2 separate regions of the Homo sapiens genome follow, and region 2 is linked to region 1. The links are chromatin loops, found by intact Hi-C in ENCODE. Cell type or tissue: natural killer cell. All regions are shown on one strand. Links, peaks and the distances in the headings refer to the core of each region. The heading gives the core; the rest is flanking DNA.

Region 1 (15,614 bases), core at 2,887-10,886:
TACAAATCACCAATGAAAGATATAATTACTAAGAATTTAGAATGGTGACTATAGAGCCTTAAACTAAGTTCAGGACATTTCTGAGGGGGCATGGAGCTTTGTGTGACTGCACTGGTCACATGTCCATGAAGTCAGCTTTGCTAACAAAGAGAAGACATATAATAAATATTAGTTCCTTTCTCTTCCTCAACTATTCTCTCTAATAGTCCGTAGGGCCCCCACCCACCCAATTGAAAGCATGAGGTTTCTTTGACAAAAAAATGGTAGATATATTTCCACCAAGAGAAAAAAAGAATCATTATTTTCTATTTACTCCTTTCTTACAAATGATGAAACTGACTCGGAGAAAGATTAAGTAACATGATAAAATATCCATCTGGTATGTACGTGGTAGACCTGAGTCTGAAACCGGAGTCCTTGGCCTTTCTGTTATGTGCAGCTGTTGGGTAGTAGGAGTGGCAAATGCATGATGAACACTTCCTAATAAATGTGTTGATATCTGATAATGTTTTTACCTACTTTTACCACTGACTTTTAGGAAAAAAAAAACCCAAAACATCTTGACACTTTAAGCAGATGTTTATGACATGTCCAACTTGTATGTTACAGTTTTAATGTGAATGCATCATTTTTTGAGAAAAATAAATCTCCTCCTCATAGATGGCCATCACTAACTTGTTAATTGTTCATGTACAGTATAATGTATAGATAATGTTTCACTGACTCATGCTTTAGAAATAAAGGGTACCTAGTTTTTGTAAACATATTTTTTAATAGTCTTATAAGCTTAACCTTGCACTAGTCTTGAAAGGCACATACATGCCATATATAAGCCTATATATTTTAAATAAATTTCTATTTTCTTCTTTAATACTAATCAAAACAATATATTATATTATCAAAAAATTGGAATATAATGAAAAGATAATAAATACCTCACCACTCTCACACAACCACACTTAATTTTGGTGTATTTTTTTTCTAGTATTGTATGATAAAAATATGCAGTTATAGTCTAGCACTTTGTTTTAAATGAAAGGAAAATCTAAAAGCAACAAGCAATGTCCGCACATATGATTTTATTATTTTGCCAAAGGCACAGACGTGGACTAGAAAGTTTTAAAATATCTCTTCTATATTGAAACTAAAATTACAGCTTTTTATTTTGAAAAATGCTAAAAAGAAAAAGTAAAAATCTCCCAGGATCACCTATGAAGTAAAATTTTCTTCTACTCCACTCACTCAATTCTCTATGCTAGACTTAACTATTTTTAAAGTTTGTATAATCTTTAAAAATAGTTAAGTCTAGCATAAAGAATTAGATATAAAGGTATATATCTTGCTCAAAAATTTTCTCAAATTCATGCTAGATATATGTAGATACACACAAATATACACATTATTATATAATAGGAATCATACTATACATATCGATGTGTAACTGTATTTGTATACTCAATAGCTTGTAACCTCCATCTGGTACTAAAATGGTATATCATACTTTGACCTTATATATTTACTAATGTCTATAAAAGCAATTAAAGCCTACGGGGTAAGATATTTTCAGGTCAGAAAATAACATTTTTAACACTGATATATCTAGAAGTCTGTTAGACATGAAGATCCTTTTTTTTCTGTTTTTTTGAGACAGGGTTTCACTGTGTTGCCCAGGCCGGAGTGCAGTGCCGCAATCACAGCTTACCGGAGCCTCGACCTCCTGGGCCCTAGCAATCTACCCACCTTGGCCTCCCAAAGTGCTGGGATTACAGATGTGAGCCACCATGCCCAGCAAGATACTTTATTGACCCATTATCAATGGGGCATCCTTTCAAAGCAAAAATACTTCGTTCTACCTCCTAACCTCTCTAGACCTTCATTTGTGCCTTTCTGGTAGAACTTACTGCAGTCTGTTTATATTACAGTTAAGAACCCAAGTCAATCCTCTCAACTAAATTACAAAATATTGAGGAAAAGAACAATATATCTTGTTTCTCCTATAGTCTTTAGAAAACAGTGTCTTGCACAAGATATTTCCTTAGTTAATGTTTATTGCTTAAACAAATGCATAAATCAGTAACTCAATTTACTTTGAGTTGCTTCACTAACAGTAGTATTAGGTTTGCACTAATCAAACTCTTAATGTAGTTTTTCTTTGTGATGCACACTTGAGATGACAGGCCAAGTTCAGTGTGTGAGCACTGCCAAAACAATGAATGCACCCATGTAACAACTAAGCCTGAAGTTGTGGTCTCATATGCTGGTAATTAGCAGGGAAATTTCATTATCATTGTAGCCTTTTAAAATACCCCCTCACACTTGACCATTTTTAATCTACTTGAAGAGATCATGACAGTGATAAGCTTCTAAAAACTTCAGCCTTTTTAGTCCCTGTAAGTAGAGACTAAAACCTTATATTAATAAAAAAAAAATCCTTCTGTAAGATTTTGAACTCAAGTTTTATCAAATTGCACACATATGTTTTATTTCTTAGTAAACACATACGCCATGTCTTTGTGTTTGTTTTTCTATTCTTATATATGCTCAAACTTATAAATAGTATTTTTCCTTGTTTCAAGTCCCAATTTCTTCTAGATTTTGATTATGTAAATTTTCAAATGCACCTAAAAAGAGTAGTATAATAAACTTACCCCCCAAACTTCAATAATAATTTAATAAATGTTTAGAGTCCTAAAAGTCAGATAATTTGTTTCCTAGAAAATTTTATGAGATTTCTTGTCAGCCTCCCTTTCAAACTCTAGACACAGTTCTGCACAAAAGTAAACAGGAGAAGAGTCACCTCAAAACAAATAAGTTTCAGGAAGCGAAAACCAGAACCACATGGGCACCCTGAACTGCATCTTTCAAGGAGAGACTGGCCTTATACTTAGGCACCTTGTTTGCAATATAAAGCAGTGAAATGAAGAGTCAAGAAAAGAGAAGGTTGCACGTGATCAATATGTCCTAAATGCTAGCAAAACTTTATGCAGCTGGAACTGCACTGCATCCTGTAGACTACACAGAGGTGGGATGAGGCACGATCCTTGCCATCAAGGAGCTCACACATTTGTAGGAAATGAGAAATTACCTAATTACCAGGAGAAATGTGTACATTTAATTTGAAAAGCCAGAAAGATATCATTATGGTGGTGTTGAATCATTTATTTACTACCTATGTACTTTATTTTTTCTTTCAAAGCAATAATTCCTTTTTACTTTACATTACTAAGAGACATATTAATGATAATAAACATTTAGTAGTTTGGTAGAAAATTCCCACTTTCCTGCCTTTAACTATCAACAAACCATATTGTTAAAAAAGTTTTCATGCAATACGTATGTTACCAATGATCTTTTGTTTCTCTTGTAGCCCATGAGCAACTTTGGCCAGCTAAGTGAAAAGGCATGTAACTTCTTTTTAGTTGACTTATCCACAGCAAAGTTTTATAGAAACTCTTCCTCAGCTTATCCTTTCAGTATGACAATTTACTCTGACCTCAGGCTGACTGCTGGGAGAGAAGGGGGTAAAGTAAAATGAAGTGGAATTATGAAACTTATTCCAAATCATCACTCACATTACATAGTGTCATCCAAGGGCCAGGAGCATAGGGATTCCCTGGGAGAATGCTTGTTAGAAATGCAGGCTCAAAGGCCTTAGCCAGCTCTCCTGGAGAAGAATCTACATTTTAATAAGATCTCCAGCTGATTTCGTATGCCCACTAAAGTTTGAGAACAACTATTCTAAATTGTATTTGATCTCTATGCAGAGCCTGTGACATCATTGCATGATTTTACCCCTCCTCTGATAATATGGTTGCTTAGGATTAGAGAAACAGGTTTCACTTGCCTTTTCTAAATGATATATACACTCATGGATAAATTTGATTTAATAATCTTTTACATAGAAATCTTAGGTTTAAAGCCTTTTTAGCTGCCCTCTATAAAAATTAATACTTGATGATAAGACCTTTGATTTTTAGAAAATGATTAGAATTCTCAGCTAGAAAAGAAAGTCATTTCACATTTCCATAATAGTCAACAGATTTCTCTATCTCTCTATGTAATACTCAGCAAGAGAAAGTAAAGATTAAACACTAAAACCAAAAATATTACATAGAATAAATAGAATTCTTGCCATTAGCATACTCTAACCCAAGCCATTTTGAAAACACATACACACATAATTTCATAGCATATTCCACACCCATTTTCTGCACAGCAAATGTGGATTTAGTCTTTAAAACCTTTTGTTTTCTGAATAACTGCAAAATGTTCTTTTTCCCCTTGATTTTTTGGGGGGTTTCTTGTTTGTTTGTTTTGTTTCTTTGTTTGTTTGCTTTGAGACAGGGTCTTGCTCTGTCACCCAGGCTGGAGTACAGTGGCACAATCATGGCTCACTGCAGCCTCAACCTCCCAGGCCCAAGTGATTTTCCCACCTCAGCTTCTCTATTAGTTTGGACCACAGATGTGTACCACCACACCAGGCCAATTTTTTTTTTTTACATTTTATAGAGGCTGGGTTTCACTATATTTTCCAGGCCAGTCTCAAATTCCTGGGCACAATCAATCCTCCCGCCTCAGCCTCCCAAAGTTTGCAAAATACTTTTAATTGGAGAAAACTGAGAAGGCTAAAGTGCTTTTCATTTTATTATATTCCCTTCTCACATTTTAGTGGAGCAAACTCTGGCTTTTAAAATTATTTAAAATGTGAATAAAATACTTCTTAGTTCACTATTTGTTTCTTGTTTATCTCTAAATGTATTTACACTTCAGCAATGATAGATACATCATATGGTCTCTTGTATCTGAGTTAATATATGTAAGTTACAACTAACTTTATCAGTCCACAAATATTCAACAAACCTCTCCAGATTTACCACTATTATTCAAAACACACATCTGATTTCAATAAACTAACAGGTCCTTAGATAAACTATAATTGAAGGGGTAGAAATGAGATGAACTAGTAGAACCAAAGGAGAATTTGGCTTTGATGGTAAGTGAATGGATCCAGACATTAGTCGTGTGGTCAACTCTAGTGTGGTGATGTGGTTTGGCTGTGTCCCCACTCAAATCTCATCTTGAATTGTAGCTCCCATAATTCCCAAGTGTCGCGGGGGTGACCTGCTGAGAGGTAATTGAATCATGGGGGTCGGTCTTTCCCATGCTGCTCTCATGATAATGAATAAGTCTCATGAGATCTGATGGTTTTATAAAGGGCAGTTTCCCTGCACATGCTCTCTTGCCTGCCTCCATGTAAGATGTGACTTTGTTCTTCCTTTGCCTCCCACCATAATTGTGAGGCCTCCCTAGCCATATGAAGCTCTGAGTCCATTAAAACTCTTTTTCTTTATAAATTGCCCAGTCTCAGGTATGTCTTTTTTAGCAGTGTAAGAACAGACTAATACAGTAAATTGTTACTGGTAGAGTGAGGTACTGCTATTAAGATACCTAAAAATGTGGAAGTGACTTTGGAACTAGGTAACAGACAGAGGTTGGAACAGTTTGGAGGGCTCAGAAGAAGATAGGAAAATGTGGGAAAGTTTGTGTCTTCCTAGAGACTTGAAGGGCTCAGAAAATAGGAAGATGTGGGAAAGTTTGGAATTTCCTAGACCCTTGTTGAATGGCTTTGACCAAAATGCTGATAGTGATGTGGACAATTATGTCCAGACTGAGGTGGTCTCAGATGGAGATGAGGAACTTGTTGGGAACTGGAGTAAAGATAACTCTAGATATGCAAAGAGACTGGCAGCATTTTGCCCCTGCACTAGAGATCTGTAGAACTCTGAACTTGAGAGAGATAATTTAGGGCATCTGGCAAAAGAAATTTCTAAGCAGCAAAGGATTCAAGATGTGATTTGGGTGCTGTTGAAAGCATTCAGTGTTATATATTCAAATATATGGTTTGGAATTGGAACTTACATTTAAAAACAAAGCAGAGCATAAAAGTTTGAAAAATTTGTAGGCTGACAATGCAATAGAAAAGAAAAACCCATTTTCTGAGGAGAAATTCAAGCCAGCTACAGAAATTTGCATAAGTAAGGAGAACCCAAATGTTAATTGCCAAGACAATGAGGAAAATGTCTCCAGGACATGTCAGAGGTCTTCACAGTACCTCCTCCTATCACAGGCCCACAGGCCTAGGAAGAAAAATGGTTTCATGGGCAGGGCCCAGGGCCCCCCTGCTGTGTGCAGCCTAGGGACATGGTGCCCTTGTCCCAGCCATTCCAGCTGTGGCTAAAAGGGGCCAAGGTACCGCTGGGCCCATGGCTTTAGAAGGTGCAAGACTGAAGCCTTGGCAGCTTCCAAGTGGTGTTGAGCCTGCAGGTGCACAGAAGTCAAGAATTGAGGTTTGGGAACCTCTGCCTAGATTTCAGAGGATGCATGGAAATGTCCGGATGTCCAGGCAGAGGTGTGATACAGGGACAGAGCCCTCATGGAGAACCTCTGCTAGGGTAGTGGAGAAGGGAAATTTGGGGTTAGAGCCCCCACACAGAGTCCTCACTGGGGCACTGCCTAGTGAAGCTGTGAGAAGAGGGCTACCATCCTCCAGACCTCAGAATGGCAGATCCACTGACAGCTTGCACTGTGTGCCTGGAAAAGCCATAGTCACTCCTTGCCAGCCTGTGAAAGAAGCGGAGCTAGAGGGGGAGTTGTACCCTGTACAGCCACAGGGACAGAGCTGAATAAGTCCTTGGGTGCCTACCTCTTGCATCAGTGTGACCTGGATATGAGACATGGAGTCAAAGAATATCATTTTGGAACTTTAAGTTGTAATGACTGCCCTGTTGGATTTCGGACTTGCATGGGGCCTGTAGCTCCTTTGTTTTGGCCAATTTCTCCAATTTGGAATGAGTATATTCACCCAAAGTGTGTACACCCATTGTATCAGGGAAGTAACTAACTTGCTTTTGATTCTACAGGCTCATAGGCAGAAGGGACTAGCCTTGTCTCAGATGAGACTTTGGACTGTGGACTTTTGAGTTAATGCTGAAATGTGTTAAGACTTTAGGGGACTGTCGAGAAGACACAGTTGTGTTTTGAAATGTGAGGATGTGAGATTTGGGAGGGGCCAGAGGCAAAATCATATGGTTTGGCTTTGTCCCCACCCAAATCTCATCTTGAATTGTAGCTCCCATAATTCCTATATGTCATGGGAGAGACCCAGTGGGAGGTAATTGGATCATAGAGGTGGGTCTTTCCCATGCTGTTCTCATGATAGTGAATAAGTCTCATGAGATCTGATGGCTTTATAAAGGAGAGTTCCCTACATACTCTCTCTTGCCTGCTGCCATGTGAGACATGAATTTGCTCCTCCTTTGCATTCCACCATGATTGTGAGGCCTCCCCAGTCACGTGGAGCTGTGAATCAATTAAACATCTTTCTGTTATAAATTACCCAGTCTTGGTTATGTCTTTATTAGTAGTGTGAGAACATACTAATACATGTGGGGAGTTGGAGGTGGAACGGGGTAAAGAAAGTGAGACAACTCTTCCTCTTCTTCCTCCTCCTTCTCCTCTCCTCTCCCTCCTCCACCACCACATTCTACTTTCTTTTCTTCACAGTTCAAAGGACTTCTGTCCTCAGCAGTTGGGGAAAGCCAAGATACATCTTCTATAGACTATTCTCTACAATTAGCCACAGGCAGTTTGCTACTAACTGTCCCTAAAGACAGATATCTGGCGGTCTCCACTGTAAACTAAATACATTCATGTTTTTAACACAACACAAAATCATGGATATGATCTTAGTAGTTAGGAAACCCCCCTTAAGTTTGTATTAGGACACGTACGTACCCAATACTGAACCATAAACATAAGACCAACTCAGCATCAAGCTTGCCCAGACCGAAGCTGCCTAAGAAAGGGATGACAGACCTAGGGCTGAGAAATGAAACTAACTTCATCACGGTTCCAGAGGATGTGGGTAGAAATCAAAATTAGACCCTCTAAAAAGGGTATGAAGAGGTGAACTCATGCTTGGCCCATTTTAACATCCAAAAACTTTGGGATCCAAAGTAGTAGGCAGCAACAGGAGCTGCTGGCAGTGGCCATCCTGTAGATAGCCAGGTGGTAGCATCCTTTTGAAATATTTTCTTCCTTTATTAAATGATTTTACTCCCACATTCTACAAATATATGTATCTTCAATTCTACATTCCCTATATTTGGGAATTGGAACATAGGTATCTGAGGGTACAATAATAGTTTCTAATTATTTTTCCTCCTGAGAAATTCTTGGTATCTTCCTCTTTTTGCTTTCCCTATGCCCAAACCCTCTCAATTCTTAAACACTCTTCACCAATCTAAGGTTATTTTGACAGACTTGCATGCTGTAACAAGATGTTTCCTCCTCTTGTCAAACCCATGTGTTTTTCATCCTGAGCAATGGCATTTTAAAAAATTATGTTCTTCAACATTATTTGTAAGGTCAGTGTTTCACTTCCCTATTCTTCTTTCTATGCCAGAATTCACAAATGCAGAAAGAGTTTTGTTGTTGTTTTTTAAATTCCACCTGTAAATCCAACCTTTTCAGTTTCTACCTTAGAATTAAAATTTATAAGAAATACATTCTAAATCATTTTCTCAGTGGTATCATTTCTTCTCAGTATATTCACAAAAGCATGAAGAAGTTGATGGGTTGTAAGAATCTTGGTACACCTCGTGACTTACCATGGAAACTATCCAGAACAGGTGGTCTCCAAATATCACCAGGATTTTTTCTCCAGAGCTGACATCAAAAATCACTATTATTCCATAGAATGTGAAAACCTTCTGTTTCATTAAAAGACCACAGTTTATATTTTGTGAGAAGAACCTTATCAAACTCCACAAGCACAGTTTCTTCAAATTTTTCTCTGTGGCATAATATCTACCTTCACTTGCCAAGATTTTAACTCTAATTTGTTTTCATCTGTCTCCTCAAGGTAGTTTATAATTTATTTATAAGGTATTTATAGTTTATTTTGTTTCTGTGTTATGTATGCTAGCATTTTGTCTAGGAGCTCTTCATTCTTCTAAATAAACTGAAGCCAAACCAGACGTTCCTCAAGAGGTTTCTTAAAGTTTTGTTGTGTTTTCCTCTACCATGTAGTAGTAATATTTTTTGCACACCTTTAGTGTATTTGAAAGCACTCTATATTTTTAAGCCTACCTTCTCTCTCAAAAGACTATATATTCTCCCTAGAATACACTATTTATTTTCAAATACACCCATCCACTATCACCACCACTGCACCTAATACATTCATGACATCAACTAGTGATCCAACAAGTGTTTGTTGAATTATAAAATGGAAAAAAAACATTCTTTTGGTGGCCATAATTACAAGTGAATTATAATTCTTGTAGTAGAACACCAGTGAAAATTATTGAATGATTTGGGGTGGTGGGTGGTTCTTTGAACTCTGAATGTTCACTTCTTGGGTACAAAGGTTACTAATTTTCTGAGTATTAGAAATTAACACTGATGTGCATCACCCAATGAGGCCAAACTCCTTCAGAAACCACAATAGTGTTGTAACAAAATCTACCTTTTCCTGCCTTTATCTGTATTTCCTATTGCTCCTTGCTTTTGGTATATCAGATTCCTAGAAACACTATTTTAAAGACTTATTAGGCTACTTTCCAATCTCTTGATCCTTCCTGTTAGAAATTTTTCATTTTTAATTGAAGATGTTAGATTCCAAAGAATAAAATGCATTTATGTCTTATATTTATATATCTTTACTTTTACCCAATCACAGTGAAACAGAAAATAAAACTAGAAATCCTTGTGTAATATTTTGGCAACTTGCTCTTGGTTTTCTTTTTTTTTTTTTTAGATAGGGTCTCACTCTGTCACCCAGGCTGGAGTGCGATGGTGTGATTATGGCTCACTGCAGTCTTGACTTCCCAGACTGAAGTGATCCTTCCACCTCAGCCTCCTGAGAGGCTGGGACTACAGGTATGCACCACCAAGCCTGACTAATTTTTTTTTTGCATTTTTTTTTTGTAGAGTTGGGGTTTCACACTATTGCTCAGGCTGATTGTTAACTCCTGGGCTCAAGGGATCCACCCACCTCAGCCCTCCACAGTGCTGGCTGGTATTAGAGGTGTAAGCTGCCACACCTGGCCCAGTTTTCAAGTATTTTTAAAACCCCTTTTACAATTGTATAACAACAACAGGAAAAAAAAAAAAAACAACAGATTCTGAAATAGATCAGAGAAACAGAGAGTAAATTCTAATAATTAGAATTAGAGATCAAATTCCAAGGAATTTACAACTCAGCAAATACTAATTATCACCAACATACTGTTCATTGAAACTACTCTTTGGTCTATTAATCTTTATAAAAATTATTCATCTTGAAACCTCCAGGACCTAGCGTTGGGTCTAGTATCTAATAAGTAAGTTTAGTGAATCTATAGACAATATTGGATCACGTACCAAGGAGAGTTAATGATAGAAATAGAGAACATTGATTTATTCTTAAGAAATTTCAGTTTAACAAAGCTGCAACATATAACAAATGTAATATGAATGTTAGAGCATATATATTTATAAGATTGGATACAGAGTTAAATTAGTTTCTTTATTTATAAAGCACATAAAACTTTTTTTTTTTTTTTTTTTTTTTTTGAGATGGAGTCTTGCTCTTTCACCCAGGCTGGAGTGCAGTGGAGCAATCTCAGCTCACTGCAACCTCCGACTTCCTGGTTCAAGCTATTCTCCTGCCTCAGCCTCCTGAGTAGCTGAGATTACAGGCACAGGCCACCACGCCCAGCTAATTTTTTTTTTGTATTTTTAGTAGAGACGAGGTTTCACCATGTTGGCCAGGATGGTATTAATCTCTTGACCTTGTGATCTGCCCGCCTCGGCCTCCCAAAGTGCTGGGATTACAGGCATGAGCCACCGCACACCTTAAAACTTTTAATGTGTTTATGTACACTGAGAAAGGTAGATAAAAGTGAGCAGAATTACCCAAGTTTAGTTTGGCACAAATTTCTTCCCTCATCCCTGCCAAGGAACACTTATTAACATCTTTCAAGAAAGCAACGTTCCATGACCTGGTGCAGTGGCTCACGCCTGTAATCCCAACACGTTATGAGGCCGAGGCAGGCGGATCACATGAGCCCAAGAGTTCGAAAAAAGCCTGGGCAACATGGTGGAACCCTGTCTCTACTAAAAATACAAAAATCAGCTGGGCGTAGTGGCACACACCTGTAGTCCCAGCTACTTGGGAGGCTGAGGCAGGAGAATTGTTTGAACTGGGAGGCGGAGGTTGCAGTGAGCGAAGATCGGGCCACTGCACTCCAGCCTGGGCAACAGAGTGAGACTCTGCCTCAAAAAAAAAAAAAAAAAAAAAAAAAAGAAAAAAAGAAAAGAAAAAGAAAGAAAAGAAAAGAAAAAAGCAGGGTACAGTGTTCCATAAAAAGCCCTTTCTGAAACTGAACTAATGTGATGGCAATGACTGAAACAAGAGATGACTAATCAAAAAAAGATTCATAGACAGGAGTCCTGAACTGTGTCTTGAAGAAGATTCACATGTTCAGAGAATATGGGAAAAGGTATGACAAGGCAAGACTAATATTATGTTCTGTAACTCTTATTTATTATAGAAGGGATGTAAAGAATTGAATATAGATTAGCTTAACTTTATGAATCAACCAAAGATGTCAAGAAAGGAATGTTTAAGTAGAACTTACTAGAATAAATGAATAGTCCCTACTTTAGAAACAGGTTTCACAAAGATTGTACTTGTGAGTATACCTATATAGATGTGATTATGGGTACACAAACCATAAAAAGATGAAAATAAATGCAGTTTGCTAACTATACTAGGTGATACAAATTTAGTAGTATATCCTGCTAGTCCAAAAATGAGTTCCATTATCTGCTTAAGGGACTGAGAGTCATGTTTCAGAGTGCCTATTTGGGTGAGGTGAAATGTATTCAAGATTTTGCACTTTTTTACCAAAAGGAGGAAAAAGAAGTACGTGGGAGTTGGAGATTGGAGGAACATGAGGAAAGATATGAGAAAAAATGATGAATAATGGCATGGCCTGGTGTTATTCTGCCAAACAGTTCTAAGGATGGCTTGGGCAATGAATGAGGAAGAATAATTAAATTCAGCACTAAAGAAGCCACTGTCCAGTGAAACTCTAAGAGTATGGGCTCTGGCACCTAGCAATAAGTTTAAAACTAATATGGAAAAAGGAATATCCCCACCTCTGGACTGAAAGAGAGTAACAATATCTGGTGGGGCCTGGACAGCAGTGGCCAAGCAGTGGTGGCCACCCTCGAGGGCGATGGAGTCTCAGTGAAGGTGCTTTCCCCACGAGGGCATCAGCTGCAGCAGCTGTGGTAGGACTGCTCCCTCCAAAGACTTTCTGGCAGCAAGGTAAAAAACATGAGTGGATTTTTTTTTTCTTGTATGCATGTGAGATGTCCCTGGATATATGCAGAAACAAGTGGTGCTGAAGTTCTATAGTCATATATATAGAATAAAAGAAACATAATTAATTAGTATTAATATTAATGAGACTTTATTTGGACTTAAAGCATGGTCAGACCTGGTGATGTTTATGTAATGTAAAGATATAATGTTTCTATATGGTCCTTGAAAACATACTTCTGGATCAGGGATTGCAAACACTAATATCTACAGGGGATGCGCAATAACCACAAATATTTGTGATATGTCAGGTAGAACACAGTAGGTGCAAAACAGCTCATATTCTAACTAAGCATCACTCTTGTCATGGGATATACCTTTTAAAACATTATTCAAGTATGATCAGAAGGCTGTGTAAAGCTAACAGACCTCCATAATTTCACCTTTGCGTTTGATGCTTCTCTTGATTCTTCAACTGATACTCTAGAATCCAGCTGAAAACATATGATGAATGAATACATAATAAATACATTATTTCTTACTGCTAAAAGCATGGTGGTGATAAAAACTAAATTTTATAATTTTTCATCAACAGTTTGATCCCATATTTCTCCATGAAATGGACATCAACTATAGAACAGGGATATGACTTAATTAATGTTACAAGGGAAAGTAAGAACACTTCTAATTCATTTGCAGCGTCCCCTCATTTGACTAAGAGACATGTACACCAAAATTTCTGCTCCAATTCCTCACAAAACTGTAAAACCTTCCAAAATGGTTCTGCATTCTTCTTTATTTAGCCCATTCAAAGCTAAAGATACTGACTCTTGCCCTGTAGACTGGGCTTGTGCATAGACCCCATAATGTCTCCATCATTTCAGCATCGCCTTCCTCCATGGCCCCAAGATCCAGCACATCAAACTTCATCCCTATAGACCCTTTCAATTCCATCCAAATAGATACACACCAAGGGCAGTCAGTATCCCCAAATGCCCAATTTCAATGCATGCTTTAATGAAATCACACTGCTACAAGTCTATAGAAATAATTTTTCTCTAGTTTGGCTAAATTAATAATGTTAATAATATTCATTCCATATTCCTCTCAATAATAGTCATTGAAATAAAATCCACGCACCATAAAGAAAGAAGTGTAGCTTTGAACACATTCTATCTTTGTGAGTGATGCCCATCACCATAACTAAATGGACAAGCAGTCCCCAAATTCTCATCAAGATGCTATGAATAAACTACTCCATTAAAATTAGCAAATGTATTTGGTCAAAATCACCAAGACTCACATATCACCACGGTAGAAATAGCTTTTCTGGGTTCTAGCCTAAGAAAGTTCAAAAGCAGGGTTTTGAAATACCATTTTTGGCCACTCTGATTTCTCTCACAATAACAAAAGTTGAAACGTAACAGTATCTTTTAAAATTTGTTTCTCTTAAAATTATTTTGAGTCCTTAGGCATGCTTGAAGAAAATGAACAATGGCCAACGCATGACTATTTACCAATTGAGCCGGAAAAGTAAAATGGTGTTAAATGTAACCTTGAGGTTATAGAGTCACTTTCTACAAGAATCTATGTTGTGACAACTTAGCCAGGCTCGTCATCCCACTTTTACTGATGAAAAGTCAACTCAAGAAGCTTCCCAGTTCTCTGGTGCAGACGCTGCCGCCTGACAAGTCTTTCTTGTCTGTAACTGCCCTGGCAGACATGCCGATTACATATGCTTAGTGCATGGATGAAGTTTCAGATGCTTGGGTCTTTAAAAGCACTCCAGCCCATAGGATCTGGAAAGGTTACACCACAGTGACCCCTCTGGTAAAGCATAGCTGATTCCGCTCATCATTCAAAAGGTCAATTCAAATCCATCATATTTGTATGTCCCATATCCAACATCCATTTAACAAACTAAGTGCACTAAATCTAAGAACTTCAAAGAACCACAGGCTTCAGATGGACTTTGAGAAATCACTGAAGACAACTTCTTGCGTATAAGCAATGCTATACTTAAGCCACCCCAGAAAACTATCCTATTTTTAAAGACCATCATAATTTTTCCAGTCTGCCTATATATCCCACTACAAGCCCCTAGCAGGCTTCTTTCTCAAAAAAAATTATTCCTTATAGATTATCTAAATCCTTCTCATCCTGGCTGAAGCATGCTTTTTCTACTCCAATTCTTTGCCAACTCACCATCTCTCCTACAAATTTTCATGGTTTATTTCAGTTGATGGCATCATTTTCTTAGTCATCAAAGGTCTGAATTGTAAACATCTATCTATTGTGACGTCTTAGCCATCACTTTACAATGATCACCAGTCAGTGATTGCTTTGTAACTTTCCTGAATCCATTTGCTTCCTCTACAAATCCAGAGTCCCCAACCTAGTTCACTATGCTATGCAGTAAGTGTGGTACAGTGGAAAGCATTTGAACAGAATCCTGGAAACTTATCTCCAACCTTGGTTCTGCCCCAAAACATGAATAGCGTCTGATAAGTCCCTGCACCTTCCAACTCACTGTCAATTTTCTCCTCAGGGAAGTAAAATAATTAAATTTCTCAGGTCAGTTTAACCTCTACTGTTTTGTGAGTTTTGAGGCACTTTCAAATCTCATTAATGGGCTCTTATTTGTATGTTCCCTTCACCCTGCACACTGCCATTACATTAAAATTACCGGTACTTCTTCATGAGGAAACTGAGGCTTAGAGAGAGTAACTTGCATTTCCATGGTCACACACTCCACAAATGATAGAACTAGGATATATTGGGGGTCAGGACTAGAGTCAGGCAGACAAGGTGTACAGGGAACAAAATTTAATGAGATACTCTTAGGCTAGCACAAGTGCAGAGTTGGAATCTGAAGGTGCACCCTGGGTACCTTGCTTGCCACACCCTAAAGACACGTGTTCTCTTACCTTTGTAATCATGTGATCATCAAGTTTTTAAATGCATTTTACTATTACTTGTAGTCTATCAGAATTGGAAAGATACATAATTTTGTTCATAAAAGCATTTACAGTATTATTCATTTTGAATAAAATGAAGAAACATGCATTCTGCTTCATTTTGAAATACAATAGACTTCCAAGGTAACTAAACAGTAGGGTGAGATATTATATTTACAGTATTTCTCTGTTTACCTATAAATAAACAAATATGACTTATACATGATGTTCACATTATTACATTTTGAACAATACACCATCATGAAATATGTAATACTATATTT
Region 2 (15,614 bases), core at 2,463-10,462, 110 kb before region 1:
AATTAGTAAAAAAATTATCTAATAGAAATTTTAACAGTATACTGATTTGAAATCATGAACCATTGTTATGTGTCAATCTTTATTTTCCATTTTTAGTGATATTTGTATCTCACAAATAGAGCTTAATACTCACTCTGTTGATTACAGGCTGATATATTAGGTTAAGCAAAATACTTTTGCACCAATCTAATAGTTTGGATGTCCCATCCAAATTTCATGTTAAGATGTAATACCCAGTGCTGGAGGTGGGGCCTGGTGGGATGGGTTTGGGTCATGGGGGCAGATCCTTCATGGCTTGATTCTGTCCTCATGATAGTGAGTGAGTTCTCATGAGATCTAGTTGTTATAAAATATGGCACTGCTCCACCCAACTCTTGCTCCTGCTTTCATTATGTGACATATCTGTTCCCACTTTACCTTCTACCATGAGTAAAATTTCTCTGAGGCCTCCCCAGAAGCCAAACAGATGCTGGTGGTATGCTTCCTGTACAGTCTGCAGAACCATGAACCAATTAAACCTCTTTTCTTATAAATTGCCAGTCTCAGGTATTTCTTTATAGCAATGCAAGAACAGCCTAATACAGAGGCCATTCCTTCTATCTTTGTACCGCACACCATAACAATTCAGGGGCTTATACACAGTTATAAGGCAGAAAATTATCAAAAAGTTTTTAACTTAACAAAAACAACCAAAAACTTATCAATTAAACATAAAGAAACTATTCTTGTGTTACTTAACTTAGAGACTGAAACTTAATACTACTCTGCTTCACTATTGGCTTCCTTGGTCACTAGCAAACTCATACTGCATTAGATTCCAAAATCAAATGCCTGAAAGATATGTTAGAAGTTATGTTTTGTGTGTCTGCCTCACTTGATTTCCCTCAAATCCTAGCACCTAATTCTAAGCCCCCATGTACAAGAAGTGTACTCTATTATATCAGTCTTAACATAAAGGTAGTTTCCTTGCAATAGTCTTCCTTTGAAAAATGGATCTGAGAATGACAAGTAGAAGGTGGCTGCCTACATTTCCTGCTAGTGGTAAGCATAATTTAGATTGTAGATTCTTGGAAGACTGCCATGTAGACAGGTGGTTTTCTACATTTTTATTCAGCGCTCATATTTCTAAGTGCTGAGAAACCACAGTTATAGATGGTATAAAATACATGGCTAGATATTCAAGGAATTAGTTTAAGTCAAATATTCATCAATTCTATCTTCTAACATTTGCTCTCTGGAGTCAGGAACTAAATATTCAGATGCCCTAGTCTATCAAATCGTGGCATGTTAGACCTCAAAGCTTTGTATGGAATTTTCTATAAGTGCTGTTTCTCATTCCCATAGGGAAGTGAAAGCTATCCTTTAAATATAAAGACTGTCAAATTAGACCAGCTTTCTCAACTTATTTATTAGCAAAAGTGAAACAACAAAAAACAGTGTTTAAGCTTGTCTGTATTACATACACAATCCAAAAATGTACTTTATTCATTTACATGCATCACTTGATAGACAAAGTTAATAATCTTTAACAATTACTTTTATTGTTATAAAAGCAAATTGAAGTTATGCAAGGTTCTGTATATGCTTTATTTTACAAGTCAGAAATCAATATTATTATATAGATCACTATCAAAGCAGGCTTCTTTCTTGGCCTCCAAATCTAATCAATTACAAGCAAACTTCCTAACAATTTCTCAAACCCGTCCTTTTCTCCTCATCACCACTGACATGGCTTTTGTTCAGGCAACCATAATTTCTGGTCTGATTAATTACCGTTGTCCTAACCGGGCCAAGTTTATCCTCTTTTGATCTATGCCTCACATTACCACCAGGGTGTTATTTCTAAGAGTCAGTGCCAATTTTGCCACTCCGTTGTTTAGAATCCTTTAATAACACCCAAAAGACTATAAAGGATAAATCCTGACTGCTTATTATGTCACACAAGGCCATTTTAAATCTGGTATCTACTACTCATCCAGCCTCATCTCCTATCACTCACTCCCACTCCTTCATCCTAGGAATTCGCAAAATGCTTTGCATATAGTTGACAATCAGTATGTAGAATTAATGATTGAATTGTTTTAAGACATTGATACACAGAAAGGTTAAGTGACTTGTTCACTATCAATACAAGCTGCTATGGCTACTAATCCATTTTTTGCCACTTTATAAATCCACCAAATAATAAAAGAGGTAAGCAATTGCCTTGCTCTCTACATGATACATCCATTAGAGCACACTTAAAGTATTGAGTGTTCAGCCCTGAGTAAAATTTTTTCTCCCTTAAATAATACAGATTATAAAAATTGGATAAAAATGGGGTCAGTCTCTGTACCAAGTTAAGAAATTGCTCCTGTATTCATATTCTTCATTAATACCTTCTCCGAGTCTGGTCCTTCACTATATAGGCACATCTATTCAAACCACATGCTGTCAGTTGCCTTGCATATGCTTCCCCTATGGGCTATTTCAAGGGAATTACCAGCTTTCAAGCGAGGTCTTGGAGTAATGTGTAGGCTTCAAGCAACTGTGTGCTATTTTACCGTTATCCCTTATGTCTTTGACAATTTGCAATTTTATAAATCACAACATAAACATAATTTTAAAATAATTTTAGTCATATGTTTCAACTCTCATAGGAAATTGTGCTATGCTTAATGTATTTAATAAATCATTAAATAAACCAAATGAAAGTAGAATGTGATATAAAGAGACATGAAAGGCTTTCCCTGGATGAAATTTAACTTTACAAATGAGTCAAGAGACTTGACCAAGGGTAAGGCAGCCAGAATGTCTCAAGGGGGAAAAAACGGCAATATACAAACAATTGCATATGATTCCATGTTAAAATAACTCCTGCCTTTTCTCCCTGTCATATGGATGCAACTATTTTCTCTTATAAGTTTATGTATCGTTCACTCTGAACCTTAAAACTTTTTCATGTTACCCTTTGACAAGGCTCATCATAGAACGATATTTCAGGCCCATGGAAGTTTTAAACAGTGAATTATGATTCTTTCTTTCTGAAATCTTTAAATCTCTCTTTGCTTTTCTTCTGTTCTTGCTGGCCTCCCCAATATTTTATACATGTACAATAAATTATATGTGATCTCTGCCCTTGATATTCAGTGCCAAATGTGATGGAAACTAAGGCTTGTACCATTCTCTTCACTCTTGAATCTCCAATTCTGGTTTGGTAAAAGTCAAGGGTATCATTAATTATTTAATAAATGTTATGAGCATCCTTAACAATACAAGTTTCAATTAATTTTATTAAAAAGCATATACTATGCAGCACTTTATGGTAGAAACAAAGTTACTATGAATAAAATAATTTAATCATACAGACAAAGAAGATTCAACTATTTTCTCTCTCTTACATCCTTAAGTGATGTCATATTGATGAATTGTTGGGTGAACAATAATTTCTAACTAGGAAAGAGAACATAGAGAAAGATTTTAATTTCCCCGATTTACTTTTTAAGGCAAGATTTTGCTATTTGGCTTGTATTTGGAATTACAAGACCGAGGCCTAGCTCAAATGTAAACTAATTTTTAGAAAGCTGCCTAATCTCCCCTAACCTTCAATTTCTTAACCTGGAAATTAAAAGGGTTGGATTGGATCATTTAATCTCTAAATGCTCCCCAAAGCCCCTTCTACTTACAGCATTCTGCAATTTCATTTTGCTTTTTGTACATAATTTCTCACTCCCACTGTGATATTTTTCATATATCAGAAATGTCTTATTTATTTTGTTTATGGTTCAATGTTAAAATAAATCTTTTATTTGCATAAACATTCAGGGAACATAACATTTTCCTCTTATTCAGAAAGAAGAGCACAACCTCCGGGGGATGACATACACCATAAGATCTCTCAAAATTATTGTCACATTTTTATCGCGATCATACCTTGAGAATGGGAGTCTGAACCCCTTATTTCAGACTGATAAGGAGACCAAACAGTTATCTAGAACAAATACATATATATACATTTTTTTGAGATCTCACTTTGTCCCCCAGGCTGAAATGCAGAGGTTCCATCTAGGCTCACTCCAGCCTCAACCTCCCAGGTTCAAGCGACCTCCTGCCTCAACCCCCCAGGTAGCTGGGACTACGGGCTTGTGCCACCATGCCTGGCTAAGTTTTGCATTTTTCTGTGGAGATGGGGTTTTGCCAGGTTGCCCAGGCTAGTCTTCAACTTCTGAGCCCAAGCAATCTGCCCTCCTCAGCCACCTAAAGTGCAAGGATTATAGGTGTGAGCCACCGCGCCTGGCTAGAACAAATACTTTTTAAAAAATAATTGGACCTTAAAGACAAAAAAAAAATTAAAAGACTTATAATGGCCATAACTAATATTTATATAGTACTTATCATTAAAAGACTACATGCTTTCAAAAATAGGCTCCAGAGTAGAAATAGGTTTTCTACATAAATTAACGTGATGGAACTGAAGCACCAAGAGTTACTTGCTTCTTGCTTAAGAATAGCAATTGAGGCCGGGTGCGGTGGCTCATGCCTGTAATCCCAGCACTTTGGGAGGCCGAGGCAGGCGTATCGCAAGGTCAGGAGATCAAGACCATCCGGGCTAACACTGTGAAACCCGGTCTCTACTAAAAATACAAAAAAATTAGCCGGGCGTGGTGGCGGGCACCTGTAGTCCCAGCTACTCGGGAGGCTGAGGCAGGAGAATGGCGTGAACCCGGGAGGCGGAGCTTGCAGTGAGCCGAGATCGCGCCACTGCACTCCAGCCTGGGCGACAGAGAAAGACAGCGTCTCAAAAAAAAAAAAAAAAAAAAGCAATTGAATCCAGCTGCTTTCCACTAGGTGAAGAGTCAAATATTGTAAAGTGGAAAATATCTCAGGGTGTCTGCCCATCCCACTTCTCCTTCGAGAAGGGTCACTCACTGTCTTTAGTAGCCATTTTTGTACTTTGCTCCCTGCCCATAGCTGATCCGACTGTAAGTGGAAACTCTCCCCTTGCATAGTCAATCCATTGGCTGAATTATAACAATGAATATTTCTAGTAATTGGGTGAAGAGACACTAGCTAGTTGGTCAGTGGCACTCAAGCTGGAAGGCTATGTAAGCTAGGAGTGGGTGCCACATGCACCCTGAACTATCAAGAGAAAGATAGAGGAAGGGAGGGAAACAGAGAAGGAGAGGGGTAAAAAGGGAGAAAGGGGTGGATAGGAGACAGGGAGAGTAAGAGAGAGAGGAGCGAGAGAGACAAAGATGAGGGTGGGGATTCAGACAGAAAAAGAAAGATAAAGAGCTATATCTCTACTCTTGGGTTGTATTTTAAAAATTATGCATCCCAATAAATTCTCCTCTTTAATTCAATCTAATTTGAGTTGATGATTTTTTCTTGTAAGATATCTTTCTATAAGACCTAATGACTCTCAAATCAGTCCAGGATTCTTTCCCTAAACTCTCTTTTACTGGGCCAATGTGGTATCTAGTAACTACTACTACTATTTGCAAAAGTAGGTAAGCGGCTTCCACTAACTATGAAACAGTTATCTATTTCCATAAATGATAGCTTGGCACCAAATACATTTAAAATGTGATGTGATTTTTTTTCTTTTTCTTTTTCTTTTCTTTTTTTTTTTTTTTTCACTGTAAAAGATCAATATTCTTTCTAGTCAAATTCCAGAAATAAAAAGAAGCCAAAGAATGAGTTCAGTGAGATCCTGGATTTTCCCTTTCTCTACTTTTTCTGCAGAAAGTACGTTTTTGCTCTACTAGTTGTTATTAGAAAGAATATATTATGTAAAGTGATGGAAACTACAATTGATTTATAAGAGTTTTTGTTATTTCTGATAATTTATTATGCCCCTGAGAGTACAAAACTACTTAAAAATGCTTTTTTGCATTACAAATTTTAATACACCAGCATGGGAACGATTTAGGTTGCATTGAGTTTGAAAAAGTGCAAAAATATTGCTTCTGACATCAACAATTGATCCCCTAATTTAAAATCCTTTTTCTATGTATATCTGTCAGGTTATTTGGGTATACATTGGTATATGACATCAATTAGAAAAGAACCATTATGAGTGACATAGAAAAAAAAAATGGGTAGGCAGCGGTAAGGAAAGATGGACCTCAATGGAGAGGGGAAGACAAGGATAAACTGGTTCTGAGGCCAGCTTCTCATGACCTCCAACTTCTCCAATGCTGTGACTGTTCTGTGATGGAAACTGCAACTGATTCATAAGAGTTTGTGTTATTTCTGATTACTCCCTAAGCTCAGACAAGCAGCAAACTACTTAAAAATGCCTTCTGCATTATAAATTTTAATAAACTAGTGTGGAAAAAGCTGGAGCTTATTATCACAGAGCTCAACATGCACCTTACTTGGGAATCAGAAGCTGCAGGCCTTGCCAGGAGCTGGAGGAGCTGCAGGCCCGCCACTGCTCAGCACCAATAAGGTGAGCCCTCAGACAAACAGCAACACTAGAGGGCTGCAAACAGAGCAGTGCCCTCAAGTGACCTTCCCAGCATAAAAGAATATGCTTTCTACTTCACTTCCACCTACCACATCTTATGCACTGTGTCTCTTGCACCTCACATTAACCCGGGTTAGGGTTAGGGTTAGGGTTAGGGTTAGGGTTAGGGTTAGGGTTAGGGTTAGGGTTAGGGTTAGTGCACATCTTATGCACTGTGTCTCTTGCACCTTACATTAACCCAGAAGTACGCAGGCAAAGAATAGAGGGAAATACCCTTCCAGCTTAGTTAACTCAACATCATGTATATCCACCACACTGTGGTTCTTGCTTGCTATCATCCTCTTATTGGTGAAAAACCAACAAAGCCCAAATCATAACTTCCTCATTGATTTGACAAATTATTCTTGGGTTAAAACAAGAAAAATTATAACATTACTAAGTTTCAAGTTTAGTTTTTTTTTCGCACCAGAAACACAGTGTTTTGCATACCATAAGTGCTCATGAATATTGATAAGTTGAATTACATGAAATCAGGTGCTTTACAACCCACAATATGGGCTTGACCTAATCCCTCCTTGTTATCTGTGTTATTTTCCCTTGACCAGATTGAGCCACATATTTATTTTTCATTTACTGTCTCTTGCCAGCTCTTTATTGAGTACTTGCCAGTAATATACAACATAATATAACCTATGGTTAGTTCCCATGGCTCTTGAAATTTTTCAAATTATAAAGAGAGAGTGTCTAATGACAAATAGCTGGATTTCTAAAATATTCATGTAAATAAAAACTGTATGACTGGAGTTGTTGTGCTGCACTATTCTGAAGGGATAAACACAACATTTAATTTGTTTTACATTTTGGCTGTTTGCAAAGCTTTCCTGGGTTGTACGGGTCATTTTTATGTAAGATAAATCGACATGTCTCCTGTTAGTAGAGCTCTGCTTTTTCCAATAGTTTCTTAATGTTTGAGAAGTCATGGAATCCTCATAAGAATGTATGAAAGTTATGTACTCTCTCTCTCTCTCTCTCTCTCTCTCTCTCTCTCTCTCTCTATATATATATATATATATATATATATATATATATATATATATATATATATAGATGATTTCATACAATTGTAAAGGAGTCAGAGACCCTCTGTAGCCATCTACAGATCCTCTGGAAAGCAAATAGACCTCAAATCTAAAAACTTCTATTCTTGACTAATGATGATCGTTATGAAGAAGATACTTGAAATCTCTAAGATATTAATTCAAATGTATCATAACTACATTAAAATCTCCTCGTGGGGGTGGAAATACTTAAATTACATTAAAAAAAAAACCTGCAAGCATCTCTACCAGGCAGTGACTCTGTGACTCTGACACCGTTTTGGTGTTTACAGGCTGCCTCTTCCATACTGTCTGTGTTTTTATTTCTTTTCATTACCATTTTGACCACCTGCCTGGTGTTCTAACACAGTTCTTTCTAACTTAATTGATGCCCAATTCGTGTGTTTTAATACATTTTAAATTACCACATATTATATGGATCTTACTCTTTATGAAAATGTTCTCAAATTTTTAAATCATGTTTTTACATTTGATGCATGAACCTCAAAATTATTTTCATTCCATGTGGTGCTGATCTAATGTCAAGGTTTGGATACTGTTGACAATCTCCAAACAAAAGAAGAGATTTCTGTTTTAGTAATTGATCCCAGTTGCTTTTAGAAAGTAGGTTCTCATAATTTAAAAATGTCCAGTTTCACAAGGAGAATTTTTTTCAGCCTACACACATCTGTATAGATTGTCCATCGTCTAAATCACAAAGCAAGATTCTGATTTTTAATTTGTTCTGGCATGAAATTAGGTGCAACATCTGTTTTGCACATGTTTTACCTTTTTATCCCTTTTGCTCATTACTGCAGTTTTCCTACCCAAAGATTTCCAACTGAAAATGTTTTTGAAACCTTGATCTGTATTCTTAAAGGTAAGAAAATTTTTTAAATTAGTTTTCTGTGCTTAAAAAATTAATAAACGTGTTACATTGCCAAAGTGAGTAAATCCTCACTTTAGTAAGGTGATCCTCACCAAATTATAAAAAAGAAGCACTTACATATCACTGTGTCTAAAACTGGCTTCTCTTTAGCAAGGTGGTGAGGAAGATATAACGTATTACTGAGGTGTTACCATGCCCTCCTGACATAGCTGTAGTTTTGCCTCGGATGAGGCAATGTGGACACCATACCCTCCTGCATAGGTTCTGCTTTGGGGGTTGGCCAGAGCTCTGTCTCCCTGAACTCCATCCAGCCGAAGCCTGTGACTCCCAAAAAGGTAAGAAAGAGGGAAAATGGGTTGAGAGGCTGTTACTGATATGCTGCATTAGAAGATGAAAACTTCATAGTAAAATATCATAGGTGGGGACAAAAGAGAACAGTATATTCTAAAAAATTTTACTGAATCATTTTTTTTTTCACATACAGTCAGGCAGCCATGGGGATATGTTCTGAGAAATGCATTGTTAGGTGACTTCATCATTGTGCAAATATCATAGAGTATTCTTAGACAAACCTAGATGATATGGCCTATATACACCTAGACTATGCAGTATAGCCTATTGCTCCTTTGGCTGCAAACTTGTCCAGCATGTTACTGTATTGAATAATGTAGGCAATTTTAACACAATGGTAAGTATTTATGTATCTAAATATAGCTAAATATTGAAGAGGTACAGTGAAAATATGATATGAAAGATTTAAAAATGGTATGCCTGCATAGGACACTTACCCCTGAATGCAGCCTGCAGGACTAGAAGTTGTTTTGGGTGAGTGAGAGAGTGAGTGATGAGTGAATGTAAAAGCCTAGGATATTACTGTACACTACTGTAGACCTAATAAACACTGTGCACTTAGGCTACACTACATTATTTTTAAAAACTTTCTTCACTAATAAATGAACCTCAGCTTACCCTAAGTTTTAAATAAACTGTAATTTTTAAAACCTTTTGACTCTTTTGTAATAACATAACTTAAAACAAAACACATTGTATAGGTATACAAAAATATTTTATTTATATCTTTTCTATAAGCTTCTTTCAATTTTTAAAATTTCATCTTTATACTTTTAAACTTTTCATTTAAAATGAAGACAAAAACAAACACGTTAGCCTAGGCCTACATGGGGTCAGGATCATCAATATCACTATCTTCCACCTCCACCTCTTGTCCCCCTGGAAGGTCTTCAGGAGCAATAACATGCATGGAGCTGTCATCTCCTATGATAACAATGCCTTCTTCTTCTGGAATGCCTCCTGAAGGACCTGCCTGAGGCTGTTTTACAGTTAACTATTTTTAAATAAATAAAAGCAGTACATGCTAATAATGATAAAAAGCATAATAAATGCATAAGCCAACAACCTAACATTTTATTATCATTATTAAGTATTATATACTATGCATAATTAAATGTGCTAGACTTTTATACTACTGGTATGGCAATAAGTTTGTTTACACTAGCATCACCACAAACACTTGAGTAATGTGTTGTACTATGAGGCTACCATGTCCCTAGTGATAGAAATGTTTCAGCTCCATTATAATCTTAGGGGACTGCCATTGTATATGCAGTTCGTTGTTGACCGAAACATTGATATGCAGCACATGACTGTATTTTTCCTTTCTTCTGCCCTCAGATTTTCAGCTGCTAAGCAGATTTCTTTTCTTTTCTTTTTTGTTTTTCTGAGACAGAGTTTCGCTCTTGTTGCCCAGCCTAGAGTGCAATGGTGCGATCTTGGCTCACTGTAACCTCCATCTCCTGGGTTCTAGTGATTCTCCTGCCTCAGACTCCCAAGTAGTTGGGATTACAGGCACACATCACCATGTCTGGCTAATTTTTGTATTTTTAGTAGAGACGGGGTTTCACTGTGTTGCCAGGTTGGTCTTGAATTACTGACCTCAGGTGATCCACCTGCCTCGGCCTCCCAAAGTGCTGGGATTACAGGTGTGAGCCACTGTGCCCAGCCTAAGCAGATTTCTAAATTCCTTGCTTAGAGATACTTGAAACCCTTTCCTTCTCTCCCTAAAGATTCTGCTGGGTGATGGGGAGGGGAGGAAAGAGGTAGATGGCTCTGAGAAGACTAAGAGGGGTAGGAGAGATTCCTTGGGATTGGAGAAAAAAACTGTGTGGGTCCCTTGTTAGTGTGTGTGTGTGTGGGGAGGGTTTGTCTCCAGGGTCAGAAGTCACATACATATGATACCATTGTGTGAAAACAATAACCATCATTCACCAGCGTCCAGAAGGAAACCAAAATAAATATACCTGAAAATTAAAGGAACTTGTATTTAAATAGTTCGCTCTTCTTCTAGTCTATAATATTAAAACTTTTATGAGCATTGTTTTCCTTTTAAATGAAAAACATTCACAAAATGAAGATGATAACCTTTTTTAGCTGTTTTCCAAAAGAAGGCCAGTTGGAGCCACATAATTTAGGTGCCTCAAGCTATCTTTCTTCTAATTACTGCATGAATTCATCTCATCATCATTATCAGGTAACTTTAAATGTACCCACACAGGCTGAAGCATTCCTGGAAGTGCATTTCTCTATGGAAGATAATGCTAGACACCACAATAAAAGAAGCCAAATGTGTTAAAATGCAAGGTGAAAATTAATAAGAAAGAATTCTGACTATCTTTTAAAAATATTCAGTATTGTACAATTGTGCACATTTATCAAATTTCTGGTTTCCCCCACATAATTAGAAAGCTCTAATTTGAAAGATATCACTTTAAATAAATATTCTGTTGTTCAATTCTTTGAGAAATCTCAGAAGCTGAAAATACTAATTTATGATAGGCGAGGAAATCACTCACCAAGAAAAACAACCTGATATCCACCCTAAAACAATGCCGTGGTTTGGTTCAACTATCCCTTACTAAGCCACTTTCAAAATTAACATTGAGAAACGGTAAATTTTTTTGACAGTATTCCTTTTGCAAAACATTAAATAACTACAGAAAACACAAAGATTTCTAAATCTTCCTAATTATGTCTTCACTTATATGCATTTTTAATGAAGAACTCAAAGTAATTGCTAACTCTGGAGTAGTGGAGTATACAAATCCATTTATTTTGTTTAAAAAACATGCAGCTGTCTCTTTGAGAGCCTTTAGGAGGTGAAGCTATATGACTCCCCACCGTGGGACATTCTTAGCACTTATAGCTTACACACAGAATTTTCCACCACTTGTTCTTTACACTTAGTAGTGAATGGCTAAATCTGGAAATACTGTTTCTTGCTACTAAAAAAATAGCACTACACTCGGTAGTCTAAAGACTTGTTTTATATTCAGCAAATTTCTGAAACCCAGAGTGTAAAATTGGGTGTAAAAAGTTCCATGACAGCCAACTATTGCATCTTTTAAGTAGCTTTAAAAAATAAACTTTTAGAGCAATTGCAGATGTTTTTGTTTGCCAGCTTAGACCTGCATTACTTTTCATCAATATCAGGAGGGTTCTGAATGAATGCAGGGTTATGTCCTAGGCACTTAACAAAATATATGTGAGCACAACTATAAGTAATGAAACATTTTCTCTACCACATATGGACATGTTGGCATTCTATCCAATTATCTTACATGATGATATGGTTTAGCTCTGTGTCTCCACCCAAATCTCACCTTGAATTGCAATAATTCCCTCTTGTCATGGAAGGGAGCCGGTGGGAAGTAATTGAATCATGGGTGGGTGGGTTTTTCCTGTACTGTTCTCATGATAGTGAATAAGTCTCATGAGATTTGATGATTTTATTAAGGGGACTTCTCCTGCATAAGCCCTGTTGGCTGCCACCATGTAAGACGTTTCTTTGCTCTCCCTTCCTCTTCTGCTATGATTGTGAGGCCTTCCCAGCCATGTGGAACTATGAGTCCATTAAACTTCTTCCCTTTATAAATTACCCAGTCTCAGGTATGTCTTTATTAGCAGCATGAGAACAGACTAATACACATGGCAAGTACATGGTATTTTCAGCAGATAATTTTGGGCAGTGACATGGGACAAGGAATTGGCAGCATCTGGGGGTGGGAAAGACTGTATCAGCACTGGCTGTTCCTGTGGTCACTTATCTTCCTTTGAGCCCCATTCCTCACCTCTGTAGAATGGAGATTGTATTAATTATAATAAATCTGATGTGATGATTGACTGCTAATATCATATATGGAAAATATGGAGTCCAGGGTCTCGTGCAGAGTCTTTGATGACATTGAGATTATTGTGGCTATTACTAAGAGGATGACGACTGCAGCACATGCTGCCTGTGTTCCTCCCAATTCTCTCAGATCTCTTTTGATCTGCCTGGATATGGTGCTTCCATTTTCAAAAGCCATACCTGTGATACCTCCTCAGAGGGCTACTCTCTGGCTGCCAGAGCCTATGATTGTTGTGAACAGAGAACAGCGAGTAGCTGAAAACTTACATCCTTACCATTAATGGGACTTGTGTGGGTGTAAATATCCCATTTACCCAGCACCTGCCAGGGTGATCTCTGAGGTATGGCCTGCATGCCTCCAGAGCTTCTTCATCTCACTAGAACTTGGCTTAATCCACCCTGGCTTGGCCTTCTCTCCTTCCCAGTCCCACTGTCTGTTCCTTTTCTTTTTTTCCCTGGGAATATTTCTTAGTAACCTACTTTTCCACAAATTCTCATCTGAGAGTCTGCTTCTGGAGAGCCCTAATCTAAGGTAGCAATGAAGAAAGAGGTCAAGAAGAAGAGAAGAAAGATGGATGTAATGGTTAATTTCACGTGTAAATTTGACCGAGCCACAGGTACCCAGTTATTTAAGTATTATTTAAGTGTGTCTATGAGAATGTTTCTGGGTGAGATTACTATTTGAATTAATAGACAGAGTAAAGCATATTTTCTTCCAATGTAGGTCTCATCCAATATCTTGAAGGCATTAATAGACCAAAAGACTGAGAAAGAGAGAATCCACTCTCTCTGCATGATGGTCTTTGAGTTGAGACACAGGTCTTCTCCTGCCTTTGGACTTGTTGGACTTGGACTGGAACGTACTCTATTGGCCCTCCTGGTTATCAGTCTTCAGACTCCAGAATTGCGTGATCCAATTTAATAAATCTCTCTCTCTCTCTGTCTCTGTGCGTGTGTGTGTGTGTGTGTGTGTGTGTGTAGTGGAGGATTGAGAAGTAAAGTTATTTCTAATACTCTTCACTTAGAGTAACAATAGAGTGTGTGTGTGCTGAATTAGAGTAAGAATAGACTGTGTGTGTGTGGTGAATTACAGTAAGAATTAGAGTAAGAATAGAGTGTGTGTGTGGTGAATTACAGTAAGAATGAGAGTAAAAATAGACTGTGTGTGTGGTGGGAAGGACAGTGAGATACGATAGAGAGATTATTTCTGTGGTGGCAGATGGAGCCAGAACCAGCCCTCCTACATATCCCCAAGGAATATGTAGGGGCACAAATCATATTATGGATCAGAAGATTCACATTCTTTCCCTGGTGGATTTCCAAGGTGTACAATTACTATGCATCTTACAACATTTTTCTATATTAGTCTACTAGTCTATATTAGTCTGCTCCTTTGAGCTGCTTAAGGTCAGGGGCTATGTGGTCAGGAGCCACCTGTGAATGCCCAGTGCTCACTGAATGGTTGATGGTTAAGTTAGTGGTTGAGTAAATTAATAGTAAGAACTTCACAGAGTCATCTCATCAATGCCATATTTTGAGTATTCTCTTTTATAACACATTTCTTTAACTAAAGAGTGACCACATAATATGATGAAAAGAACGGGGGATAGGAACCAGGAGCCCTGAACCATGATTATTGTGTGTTGCTGCCAACTGATCTGACTTGGAAAATGTTGTCAGTTTTTTGAGCTTTAGTTTCCTCACTAAAATATTAAAATATTTGAATTTCTAATATTATATTAGCTTTAATATTATACATTTGCCACTAGAAAAAAATAAGCTTGAGAAGAGTAGAAAACAGAATTTTTCTATTTGCATTTTGTATGAAATCTAGAGTGATGATAACCAGTGATCAATCTTGGCAACTTGAGTGTATAAAATTTTTCAGCCCTCTTTAAGATTACAAAACTATAAATTCAAAACTACAAAGGTAAATATTAATTTAAATGAGAAAAACGCTACAAGCTACATAATTGAAAGGTTAAAAATGCAGCAAGCTACATAATTGAAAAGTTAGAAAATAGCATAGATATCAAAAATTCAAGAAAATGTATTTCAATAATTAACCACCTGACACAACTTTATTTTCCCCAGTTTTTTTTGGCTGCATACTCTTTGATTGCTTCTCCATATGATAATGATTTTACAATGTTATAGAGAATGTAGATTTAGTCTTTGCTTTTGTATGACTAAAAGGTTATTTTTTAGTTGATAACATAGAAAATTTTTAATTGATTTTGACATCTGAGCTTCTAAATTTCATTACAATATGCTAAGTGAGTTTTTGGCATTTTGAAGCTTCTGCCAGTCTTCTGTCTTTTACTTTGTTTTTTTGGATTCCATCAACATACTTCATTTCAGTCATATTTGAATGTTGAGCTGATGAACAATCATAAAAAACATACAAAATTAAGAGGAAATTAAGTTATACACTATAGCAAACCAAATGCTTTCTTGAAATGCCACCCTGTAGTATGAGCCAGTATGACTGTATAATCAAATTCCTTTTTTACCATATATATCAACTTATTGATGTATGTGCTCATTTCCTCTCCTACAAAGTAAATGGATTTTACAGGGTGGTGTTTTTAACTTTTCATGATGAAAACTTTCAAATATGGAACAATAGCACAGTATGCATCCATGTGCCCACTGCCTGGATTCAACAATTGTTAACATTTTGCCATATTTACTTCATTAACATATTATGTTTACATTTCACAGTGCCACTGAAAATGTTGCATACTTTCTCTGAAGCTGCCAAACTTCCTTAGGTAAAAATGAGTGAGATTCTCTAGAACGTGTTTAGATGTATAAAACATGCAGCATCTCATTCAGAGGCATTCAGTGTAGTACAACAACAGGTTTTCTGATTATTATGATAAACTATATTTTGTGCAATTCCTCGAATAGTATGTATAGTGCATATTTAACTGTATGCATTATGTTAACCAGTATATTCCTGACAGGAAA

Evidence for each region. Hi-C counts contacts between places; a loop is a spot of excess contacts. Peaks named below come from ENCODE experiments on the same cell type or tissue, not always from the same donor. Only the 100,000 strongest peaks of a DNase experiment are listed, where the experiment ranks them.
Region 2: a loop joins it to region 1, with 2.4 times the contacts of the local background. A loop is called at or near these places in 3 of 110 quality-filtered maps.

What each region holds. Positions count from the first base shown.
Region 1 is chr2:181,157,678-181,173,291 of GRCh38, reverse strand. All of the region lies in intron 1 of LINC01934 (long intergenic non-protein coding RNA 1934), which reads right to left. Among named protein-coding and RNA genes, the nearest start is that of LINC01934, 42 kb to the right of the region's middle. In natural killer cell, for the core only: no CTCF peak of the experiment used is centred there; DNase peaks (open chromatin) are centred at 7,861 and 10,011; H3K27ac peaks cover 3,798 bases.
Region 2 is chr2:181,266,826-181,282,439 of GRCh38, reverse strand. All of the region lies in intron 3 of LINC01934 (long intergenic non-protein coding RNA 1934), which reads right to left. Among named protein-coding and RNA genes, the nearest start is that of MIR4437, 31 kb to the left of the region's middle. In natural killer cell, for the core only: no CTCF peak of the experiment used is centred there; DNase peaks (open chromatin) are centred at 6,479 and 6,699; H3K27ac peaks cover 1,013 bases.